3 separate regions of the Mus musculus genome follow, and regions 1 and 2 are each linked to region 3. Evidence: chromatin loops called from intact Hi-C (ENCODE). Cell type or tissue: heart. All regions are shown on one strand.

Region 1 (4,000 bases), 120 kb after region 3:
CTGAGCATGTCCCCAAAATGTCTCAACAAGTAAGGGAATTGAGTGCAGAAAAGGAATCTAATCTATATGGCTCCAGATCAGCAGATTTGAAGAAGGAGGTGGATTTTTGACCATACAAATTTTCTATAGCATTTATTTAATAATTTATATACAACACCAAGGACATAGAGTTGGTCCTCTATTACAGAGAGTTAGAGCCTTGTCTATGTTTCTATTTTACTGTTGTGAAAGGACACCATAGCCAAGTTCAGTGTTATTAAAGAATAGATTTATTAGAGGTTGGCTTAAAGTTTCAGAGGTTCAGTCTATTATTATGGTGGGAAGCATGACAGCATTTTCACTGTCATAGTGTTTAGAAGAGTTAAGATTCTACATCTTGAATTAGAGGGAGCCAGGAAGAGACACTCTTTCCCCTTGCAGGCAGGAGAGGGCTCTATTTTGCACTGGGTAGAGAGTGAATATAGAACCACAGTGAAGTCCTTCCTACACAAGCCATGGGTACTCCTAAAAACTCCTAATAGTTTCTCTTTCCATACTCAAACCACCACAAACCTCAGTAATATGTAGCATATATACTTGGTGAAAAATGACTTCTTCAAGGATTAGTATCTCTAACTATTGATTCTGAATATGTTATGTCCAACCCACTTCTTCAAGGTGTCTGCATAGGAGGTGCACATTGTGGGTATCATGAATTTAACCTGAACACCTCCAACAACAATATTCTCTCTCAACCACTGAGCTATTTCTGCTGCACCTGGAGTAACAATGATGACATTCCAATGGATTGAATATCACATTAATCAGTGTGAAACTGGAGGACACATTTTCAGTGACAACCAGACACCATCTTATCAAATGAAACAGAAAGCAATGATCTGAGCAAAGGTAAAATTAGAGCAGGCTGATTGTAGCCTAGGCAGTGTAGAATGAGAAGACTATTCAGTTAGATGGGAAGGATTATTTCAATAATGATACGTATGTTTTTTTGGCTATAGATAATAACAGCATATTATGTTTTTCATATATGGACAGAGATCTTAGGAGTTATCATTCATAATGATAACTGTGTCATCATTAAATTGTGGACATGTGTTTGAAAACTTCATGTTAGGGAAGATGAATACAATTAACTTTATACATGAATTAAATACAGTAAATGGCTGAAAGGTGATTAAAACTACGGTCAAGAGAGAAATAATCTATTCCCAAATCTCCCTGGTTTTCAACACCTACACAGTTGTCCACTTTGAGGGATTTTTTTTTTTTGGGTAGATATCAACTCAATTATTTGTTTTTGTTTGACCCTATTAGATTATAGAATCATTTAGCAAATCCTTCCACTGTGTGAACAAATTTAGTAGAATGACAATGAAAAGTGGGCTCTAAAATATCTCTGTTGCGGTAAGGAAAACTCAGAACTCTAACATTGAAACACATGCTGATAGACACAGGCCAGAACTCCCTAGATTCCAGAAGAGATCCTGGCAAGTTCCTTTGTGTCCTCAGCGCCCCCTGCTGGTTGTGAGCATCCCTGCAGAGAAGTATTTGTGAATGCTCACAATGGACTTCTCTCATTGTGGGTTTGGCACAGTAGTACGTGGCTGTGTCATCAGTTTGCAGACTGTTCAGTTTTAAGAAAACTTGGCTCTTGGAGTTATCCTTGCTGATGCTCAGTCTGGATATGAGAGCTGAATGATAATTTGTGCTCCCGTCACCCCATATTACTCCCAGCCACTCCAGACCCTTTCCTGGAGGCTGGCGAACCCAGCTTACACCATAGCTGGTTAATGAGAACCCTGAGACAGTGCATGTGATGGACAGGCTCTGTGAGGGCGCCACCAGGCCAGGTCCTGACTCCTTCAGCTGCACCTGGGACAGGACACCTGGGGACAAGCAACATCACCATTAGTCACACATCTCCTAGCTGACATGTCTTAGTTCCTCTTCTGAAACCCTGACACACTTACAGCTTGGGAATGTCACCAGGCAGAGGAGCAGTGCCAGGACAGCCATGGTCTGATGGAGGCTCTATGAGAAGAGGATGGGGCTTCTCATCTTTGTGTGGGCTTTTATCCTCTGCCTGAGGGCTGCTTTGCATTGGGGGAGGTTCCTGAGAGAATAAAAGGAAGCAGAGAGAAAGGTGTCCAGTTTGCCCTCCAGGTGACAGAAATTTGCCCTGTGCTTGTTGGAGCACCTGGAGAGGAACACAAGGAACGTTTTTCTGGTACTGTCTGGAGTTCACATTGTAGAAAAGCAGGAAGTTGTAGGATTTGCTCTGTGCAGAGCTAGAAAGAAACATGGGAACATTTAGAAAATGAGGCCCCATTCATGTAGTTCAGGGAGATCATTGCCCCATGCTCTATGTTAAATTTTTATTTATGTATAATCCAGAAGAGTATTTAGGATAGAATTGGGCTCTTAGTGATCAGACATTCTACTTAAAGAACTATTTAAGACTATTCTCGTGGTGTCTGTGGAGCCAGATCTATTGTTATCTTGTTTGGAAATTGGATTGCAAGGAAGACCAGCCCAGGCATTTAGTCCATTGATCTCACATGTTTATCTAAATAGACCCAGGAGTTTTTATTTGGATCTCATCTCACTAGGCTCAGAAGATACTCCTTTCCACGTAGGGACATGGTACTTGCGGACTAGCTTATGCAAGTCTTGATTTATGTCAGTCTATATCTCTATGTAGTGTGCTTTCTTTCTCTCCCCTGAGCTTATATTTCATAAAACCTCAAATTCCTAAATATGATTATTTCATTGGTGAAGGATGGGAGGTCACCTGTACATAATAATTCAGAATAAGCAGTAACAGGCAGCTAGTCTTGAGTTTCGTTAACTGGGGTACAAAAGAGGCTGAAATAGTTAACATTATGGCAAGAACTGTAGCAGAAGGCCGGCATGAATATGGTTACCTGTGCTTTGAGGTGTTGACCACCATACAGAACAGATATTGTAGAGCTTTTCTCCATGGCTTGGTGATGTAAATCCCAGGGTAGAGAGGAAAGGGTTGGATCCAACTGTACAGTCAGACTCCCGAGACTGTGGGTCTGGTTCTGTTGCTCGTAATTGGAGTCCTCTGCTTTTGGGTTTCTTGTTTTGTTGTGCATAATCATTGTCTTCTGATTGACAGTGATGATGACAGTTCTTAACACTGTGGAATATCCATCCCATGCAAGCTGTGATGGCATCAGTTTAAGTCCACTTACTCAACCTTATATATATATATATATATATATATATATATATATATATATATATATATATATATATGTGTGTGTGTGTGTGTGTGTGTGTGTGTGTGTGTGTGTGTGTGTGTGTGATATATGTGTGTGTGTGTGTGTGTGTGTGTGTGTGTGTGTATGTGTGTGTGTGTGTGTGTACTCAGACCACAGAGTGTTTATTTCTAGGTAAAGTATGTTTTTGGCATCATCTCTGCAGATGGTGAATTGGCCCTTCATGGTTTCTGGATAATAGGTGCTACCTCCACCATTAAAAATTATTGCCACCCTTTCCAGCTCCTTCTTTGGAGCCTGAAGGACCCAGGTCATTCAGTACTCACTGACAGTGACTCCAGAGGCTGCACAGGAGAGTTTCAGGGACCCTCCAGGCTGCTCTAACCCTCCCACAGACTCCACCAGCTTCACCTCACACTTGACACCTCAAAGCAGAGAATGCTGATTTGGAAACTGTCACTAACAAAAGAAAACAAAATAGAGGAAAGAAAACCAATTTTTCTATTTCTCATGTACACAATACTGGCAGGATCTCATTTCTACGAATTACATTTTAAAATAAGGACAAGGAAAACAAAGCTGAGCCCAAAGTCCATGAGGAGTGGTCTGCATTCAGTGCTGATTACTAAATGTGAGGACCTGCACAGGCAGGCCTCAGAGACTGTGGGTCTATTACTTACAATTGGAGTCTTTACCTTTTGGGCTTATTGTTTTTGTTTGGTTTGTGCATAATCTTTTCTTCTGAATGACATTAA
Region 2 (4,000 bases), 90 kb after region 3:
AGGTTACACAGACTCAAGTGTTCCTTGGATCTTCAGGCTCTGACCCTGGTGCTCAAGCAGATTCAGTTCTGCCTTGTGTGATGCTCTGCATGCTGTTCAGCCACATTATATCCTATATTTAAGTCATCTACACTGTGGCTGTAGAAACAGTTCTGTGATTTAAGTTCTTACCTCATGATAAGAGGGATCTGTATTGAGTTCTGCATAATTACAAAAAAGGGGTAGGTTTGGTAGTCAATCATCAAGGAAAGCTGACATTTGGAGACAATGTGCACATTAGAATTGGTGGCCAATCAGTCTAGCAATAAGAAAGTTATTGTGTATATTGATAGAAAAAGACATCTCATCTCAACAAATACACAGAAAGAGAGACAGAGAGAAGGAGAGAGAGACAGAGAGAGAAGAGAGAGAGATACAGAGGTAAAGACAGAGACATAGAACAACACAGAGACATAGAGACAAATAAAAAAAGACTGACATACAGAATTAAAGACAGAAATAATACAATAAATAAATAGATAAATAGTTTTTTTTTCCATTTTTATTAGGTATTTATCTCATTTACATTTCCAATGCTATACCAAAAGTCCCCCATACCCACCCACCCCCACTCCCCTACCCACCCACTCCCCCTTTTTGGCCCTGGCGTTCCCCTGTACTGGGGCATACAAAGTTTACGTGTCCAATGGGCCTCTCTTTCCAGTGATGGCCGATTAGGCCATCTTTTGATACATATGCAGCTAGAGTCAAGAGCTCCGGGGTACTGGTTAGTTCATAATGTTGTTCCACCTATAGGGTTGCAGATCCCTTTAGCTCCTTGGGTTCTTTCTCTAGCTCCTCCATTGGGAGCCCTGTGATCCATCCATTAGCTGACTGTGAGCATCCACTTCTGTGTTTGCTAGGCCCCGGCATAGTCTCACAAGAGATAGCTACATCTTGGTCCTTTCAATAAAATCTTGCTAGGGTATGCAATGGTGTCAGCGTTTGGATGCTGATTATGGGGTGGATCCCTGGATATGGCAGTCTCTACACGGTCCATCCTTTCATCTCAGCTCCAAACTTTGTCTCTGTAACTCCTTCCATGGGTGTTTTGTTCCCAATTCTAAGGAGGGGCATAGTGTCCACACTTCAGTCTTCATTCTTCTTGAGTTTCATGTGTTTAGCAAATTGTACCTTATATCTTGGGAATCCTAGTTTTGGGGCTAATATCCACTTATCAGTGAGTACATATTGTGTGAATTCCTTTGTGAATGTGTTACCTCACTCAGTATGATGCCCTCCAGGTCCATCCATTTGGCTAGGAATTTCATAAATTCATTCTTTTTAATAGCTGAGTAGTACTCCATTGTGTAGATGTACCACATTTTCTGTATCCATTCCTCTGTTGAGGGGCATCTGGGTTCTTTCCAGCTTCTGGCTATTATAAATAAGGCTGCTATGAACATAGTGGAGCATGTGTCCTTCTTACCAGTTGGGGCATCTTCTGGATAAATAAATATAAAAAAATACATGGGAAAATAGAAACTAGAAATAACATTTGTATACTTCAAGGATTACTACCCACCATACTTTTAGAGAGAATCTCTATAGAGCTGTAAACCAGGCAAGAGGAGTCCATCCTTTTATTACTCCCAGGACCCTTTTTATTAATTAGTTAATTATTTTATTTATTTACATCTGATATGTTGCCCTCACCCAGTCCCACCCCAGAGTTATTCCCACATCCCCCAAACTGTTTACCACTGAGAGTTTCACCCCCTCTGCATCTCCCTTCTCTGGGGCATCAAGTCTTTTCAGGATTAGTGTCATCCTCTCCCACTGAGTCAGACAAGGCTGTCCTGTGCTACATGTGTGCCAGGAGCCTCTGACCAGCCAGTGTGTGCTCTTTGCCTCGTGGATTATTTCCTGGGAGCTTCCAGGTGTACAGGTTAGTTGACAATATTGGTGTTTCTCAGGGGTTCCCATCTCCTTCAAATCTTCCATTTCATCTTCTATTTCCTCCATAGGCATCCCTGAACTGAGTCCTATGTTAGGCTGTAAGTATCGGCATCTGTCTCAGTTGGGCCGGTGTCTGGTCTACCATTTCTTCAGTTTCTGCTCCGTTTTTGTCCCTGCATTTCTTTTAGACAGGAACAGTTTTGGGTTGAATATTTTGAAGGTGGGTTGGAGGTTGGAGACAATTTTACAGGCTGTAACTCTGTATTTCACAACTCTGTGTGCTCTCCGCGCCCCCTGCTGGTCCTGGATGCTCTGCAGGAGGTTTTAGTTTGAGCTCACAGTAACTTTTGCTCATTGTGTGTCTTGCACAGTAATACAAGGCTGTGTCCTCAGACCTCAGACTGCTCATTTGCAGGTACAGGGTCTTCTTGGTATTGTCTCTGGAGATGATGAATCGTCTCTCCATGGTGTCTGGATAGTAGGTGCTACCACCATCACTATTAATGGCTGCGACCAACTCCAGCCTCTTCTCCGGAGTCTTGCGGACCCAAGACATGTCATGGGAAGGGAATTCGTATTCATTGGATTCACAGGAGAGTTTCAGGGACTCTCCAGGCTGCACTAAGCCTCCCCCAGACTCCACCAGCTGCACCTCACACTGTACACCTGCAAACAAAGAGTGCTGGTCAGAAAACTGTCACGTAAATAAATAAAAATAAAAAAAAGAATCTAAAGAAACAAAATATTTGTACTATTTCTAAAGTGCATACAACAGACAGAATCTCATCTCTATAAATTACTTTTTAAAATAAGGACAAGGAAAACCAAGCTGAGCCCGAAGTCCATGGTGAGTGGACTCTGTTCAGTTCTGATCACTGGATGGGAGGACCTGAGAATCCAGGGCTGAGCTTCTCTGTCAGAGCTGCAGGATAAGTGCAGAGCTGTTTTTCATGGGCACAGAGAAGGCTTATTTGCATGTGGTCCTGCTATAGCATGCTCTGGAGTTGGACCTGGGCTGAACCCAGTGATCATCATAGATATAAGACATCCAAGACTGATTTCAGTTAGAGTGTTTGACAAAGAATGGTGGTTTCAAATTCATATATATTTTTTGAATTAGCATTCACCATACTTAATTTAGTTTCCTTTTGTGCATGTTCACAGAACATGCTATGTTTCCATACTATCATGATTCCTTAGTGTAAATGTATAATTAAATATCACCACACATAAAAGTGTTTCTAGTTTTGAGCTCTGTCTTTCCCACAGTCTGGGAAGAATATGTTTTTCCCTAATATGACTTCTGTTGAGGATCACACCTATGAGGTTTTGGTAGCAGAACCCATTCTCCATGACAGAAACACTTCTGAATTTCATTTATTCATGATAGAATATTGTCCTCAAGGTTTAGAGAATCTTGCAACTCACCAATTGCAGGTCTCTGTCTGTCTAAGGAGAAGAATCAGAATTTGCTTAAGAGACATATTTCCACTTGCACATATCTTACTTATATGCATTCTGAAGTTCTCCTTATATTCCTTTTTCATTGACCCTCCACCCTGTTCTTTTTGTATCTTTATACCAGACAACCTGTGACTGTCTTTATGTTGTTTTAGGCTAGTTTTCCTTTTCCTCAATTAACATAGTCAGCATAACTGGGGGGGGGTAATTAAATTTTAGGATGATTTTTTTTTTCTATTTAACCAGTTCTCTGGTTTCCTTCCTTCTCTTGCCCTTCCTCTTACCACATCCACTTTTGCTTTCACATCACCAATGTTTCCTTGGCCTTGGTCTTCCTTGTCTCACACTTTAAATGTGTTCCGTTTTAGGGTTCCTGTTCTGTTTCCAAAAGCTACAAAATAAAGGACATATGTGAATGTTCTGCATATGACTGAAACACAAATTGTTTGTCCTTTTAAGTCTTTGTCTTATTTTTTGACATAAAATTTTCAAGTGCCATTTAAATTCCTCCAAGTCTCAGAGAACATGAAGCATGAGGAATGGAGAGAATGTAAGAGGTGTGGAAGTGTGCTTTGAAATAATGTGTGGTGGTTAGGACATG
Region 3 (4,000 bases):
CTCCCTGTTGCCTTCCTGGCACCTGAGGCTGTAAAAGCTGAATTATAGTCCCCTCTTCCCTATCTCTTCCTGAACTCCCATGCCATCCAAGGACATGAGTTACACCTGAGCCTGGCCTGACACCCCAAGGCTGTCAAGGAGGATCTATGTTCCAGAGATAAGATGCAGAGTGTCCGCTGCCTGGAGCCTGACTTCGGCCCTCATGTCAGCAGATGCCCGCTTCTTTGTTCTTTGTAAAATTCCCCCTCGACCCCTTCCTATTCCCCGCGATGCATGCTTTACACCAGGCACCTCAGCCTAATAAACGAAGACCTTGATAGGAAAAGATCTACTTGGTCTTCGTTTCTCTTTTCTCTTCCAATCCCATTTTCTTCCAGGTTTGCGGTCCCCCTCGCACCCACTAATAACTGAATCCCGTGGGACAGGATAGGCTGGTAAACAGGACAGCTCCTGTGATCCCACAGCAGCCCTAGGAAACTCAAGGTTAGAGCAGGAAGATGCTTCAGAGGTTCCATGGGAATGACTGATGAATGTTTTTGGCTTGTTTAATTGGCTTGTTGGGAATAACTAATGCTTTAAATTTCATCTTATAACACTACAGCACATGTGTCCCTCTAAGACGAGTGAATAAAAGATGCTTGAGGCTGAACTGCTGGAAACAAAGGGGCACATTTAGAGACTGAGGGTGCTTAGAGTGAGATGAGATGCCTCAGCTTCTACATGCCTACCCTTCCTCTGTAGTATGGACACAGGAAAAATAAGCAAAACATCTGCTTAAGGTGGATTGATTCAGGATGATGGCTCAGCACAGAGCTCATTATAGGAAGGGGTTTGTAGCTGTGGAGCAGGCAGGGCCAGAATCACTGAGAAGACATCAGATGTGGGAGACCAGAACGTAGGTGGGGCACTGGAAGACTAGGGCAAAAAGGTGGAGATCTTTCTAAACACACTTAGTGGGAAATTTGATACCCTCAGATTAACAAGCTGGAGATGGGCCAGTGGAAGGTTTTAGTCAGTACAGTGACTTTGAAACTATCATGAAAACCCCAGATCTCAGCCCCATTATTTTCACAAGTATTTACAGTTATCTATATCCCAACCGCATTGTGATATCTGAAACCATGTGCTTGGGTTATAAGAGGTATTGGGACCCAGGTATGGAAAGACTTAGCCTTCTCTCTCTCTCCCTCCCTCCTTTCTTCCTTATCCCCCTCTCTATCTCCTCTCTCCTTCTGTCCCTCCCTCTGTCCATGCCCCTTCTCTCCTTCTCCTTCTCCCTCTTTCCTTCTCCGTCTCCCTCTCTCTTCTCTCCCTCTCCCTTCTCTCTCTCCTTCTCCTTTCTCTCACATCTCTCTGCCTGTTTTTAAATCGTCTGTTCCTGAAAGTCCACTTGGCTATGTGGCATCAATTTTCTGAATCTGGATAGGCAGATTATGCAAAGATACATCTGGTCAGCAGAAGGCATCTGAGATATGCTCTGTAATCAGTGCTAAGGACCTTGAGTAATCTCTCTTTGTAACCAGACTCCATAGTGTCCTATAGTGGTTAGAGAGGCTGGCCCTGGCACTCCCTAGTTGTTTAGAAACCCCATCTCTGTCCTTCAGTTTAGTCCTAAAACCTCCTTCTACTTGGTGTTGTCCTATGTGCATGTAGGATATGGGAGTTCAGTCTGGTGGTACACAGAGCCTCAGAGTGATGACTGTATAAGCCCATGTCCCCAAGTTGGTCACCAATGATAGAGCACATGACCCTTCTCACCCTAATTCATGAGAAGGGATTTATCTCCTCTTACCTTAACCAGACAGGGGCCAAGCCACTTCCTCCCTCTTCCCTAGGAAGCTGCAGGGTGTATCAGGTGCAGTAATGCTCATAGCCACAAGGGGGAAGCAGAGACTTATTCATGAGGCTCCTGGAGGTGACCAGGAAAGCTGCTTAGAGAGTTCAGAAGGTGCAGTAAGATCCATGCCAATACCTGGCAAATACAGAAGTGGATGCTCACAGTCATCTATTGGATGGAACACAGGGCCCCCAATGGAGGAGCTAGAGAAAGTACCCAAGGAGCTAAAGGGATCTGCAACCCTATAGGAGGAAAAACAATATGAACTAAGCAATACCTCCCCAGAGCTGTGACTCTAGTTGCATATGTAAAAGAGGATAGCCTAGTAGGCCATCAATGGGAGGAAAGGCTCTTGGTCTTACGAAGATCATCTGCCACAGTATAGGGGAATGCCAGGGCCAGGATGTAGGAGTGGGTGGGTTGGGGAGCAGGGCAGGGAGAGAGTATAGGAGGTTCCGGGGATAACATTTGAAAACTAAATGAAGAAAATATCTAATAAAATGCCTTAAGTTAATAATAATAATAATAATAATAATAATAATAATAATAATAATAATGATAATAACAATCCCAGTAGTCCTACAGAGTTTTCCCCTGCACACTTAGATGAGATATATATGTTTGAGAGGAAGTAAGTTGATCAACCCTCCAACCACCCATTTTTTTCTTCTATCTTATAAATACATGTTGCAGGGCAGCCTATCTTTGGGGCTGTAGACCTTGCTCACGTGTCTGAGCCAGGGCTTGTCATGAACTCCGGGTGATACCCATCTTTTAACTCTTTCATTAATGATTTCTTGGAGATAACTCAGAGGCTGCTTTTCCTTCTACAAAAGTAAGAGACGCGAAAGCACTGTTGATGAACCTGGAGTGTGTGGCAGTCTCTTCGACGTTCATACCGGCAGTCTACTGGTCTCACTGCTGAGAACCCATCAGCCTGATTGCTTGAAGAAATCCCAATAGTCAGGAAAGAAAGATACTAAAGGTTGGAGGGGGACAGCCACTTCGGCCTCAGACGGGGTCAGAGGTAATGTTCCCAAGAGATGGAATTTTTAAAAATTCTAGAGTTCACAGGTACCCAGATAGAATTCTCAGGTCTAATAATATTGGAAAAATAACAACACAATATTAACAGAAAGCTCCAAACTTTCGAGCAACACCCAAAAGGAAAAAAAAAAAACTCATTTGTAAATAGTTTAACCAAAACTCAAACAAAATATGATTAGAAGAAATAAAAACAATCATTTATAGCTAAAAGGCTAATATAGACAGTATTTACTACTAACGTTCAAACAAACAAACAAAACAAAACAAGAAATTAGAACAACTGTGAGAAACATGAGCCAAGATATAAAGAAATATTGACTCCTAGAAAGAGACCCAGAGTCACACTGGGAACCAAATACATTCACGTGGAAATGATATTTTGAACTTCAAAAAAAGAAAAGAAAGGATTGAGCCTGTCAGAGACACTCCTTGCTGCTTCTGACTTTTCTTGTCCAGGCACATTTATAGACATCCCTTTTGACAATATTTAACCTCAACCTCAGCTAACACATTCAGACTCAATTCCTGCCACACCCAGTGACTGTTACCTAACTCCAGTTGTCTGGGTAACCACTTAGGTTGGGAGCCTGAGGAGGTTTTTAGTCCTCTGTCAGTATTTTCTAGACCAGGCAGTGGCCACAGCAGAGGGATTTAGCTCCACCCAGGATGTTATCTCTGACCTGGGGCATGAGGCTAGTGGAAAGACCTGTGGTCCCCAGGGTCCTCCTCTTGCTATTTGCACTCTGGCTGCTCCTCCTGGTTCCAGTCTGGTGTTCTCAAGGCCATCCTACTTGGCGTTACATCTCATCGGAGGTGGTTATTCCTCGGAAGGAGATCTACCATACCAAAGGACTTCAAGCACAAAGACTGCTCTCATATAGCTTGCATTTTCGGGGCCAGAGACATATCATCCACCTGCGGAGAAAGACACTCATTTGGCCCAGACACTTGTTGCTGACAACTCAAGATGACCAAGGAGCCTTACAGATGGATTACCCCTTTTTTCCTGTAGATTGTTACTATATTGGCTACCTGGAGGGGATCCCACAATCCATGGTCACTGTGGATACTTGTTATGGGGGCCTGTCAGGGGTCATGAAGTTAGATGACCTTACC

What was found. A loop is a pair of places that touch in the nucleus more often than their neighbours do. Peaks named below come from ENCODE experiments on the same cell type or tissue, not always from the same donor. Only the 100,000 strongest peaks of a DNase experiment are listed, where the experiment ranks them.
Region 1: a loop joins it to region 3, with 2.1 times the contacts of the local background. A loop is called at or near these places in 4 of 42 quality-filtered maps.
Region 2: a loop joins it to region 3, with 2.1 times the contacts of the local background. A loop is called at or near these places in 12 of 42 quality-filtered maps.

Annotation. Positions count from the first base shown.
Region 1 is chr12:113,609,602-113,613,601 of GRCm38, forward strand. It overlaps Igh, Ighv2-3 and the pseudogene Ighv5-5. Among named protein-coding and RNA genes, the nearest start is that of Adam6a, 68 kb to the left of the region's middle. In heart, a CTCF peak has its summit at 1,521 (motif pointing left); no DNase peak of the experiment used is centred here.
Region 2 is chr12:113,576,207-113,580,206 of GRCm38, forward strand. It overlaps Igh and Ighv5-2. Among named protein-coding and RNA genes, the nearest start is that of Adam6a, 34 kb to the left of the region's middle. In heart, a CTCF peak has its summit at 2,235 (motif pointing left); no DNase peak of the experiment used is centred here.
Region 3 is chr12:113,486,015-113,490,014 of GRCm38, forward strand. It overlaps Adam6b (a disintegrin and metallopeptidase domain 6B), which reads left to right and starts at 3,551. Exons shown (of 1, transcript NM_001009545.1): 1 at 3,551-4,000. The coding sequence starts at 3,551. It also overlaps Igh. In heart, a CTCF peak has its summit at 1,871 (motif pointing right); a DNase peak (open chromatin) is centred at 1,877.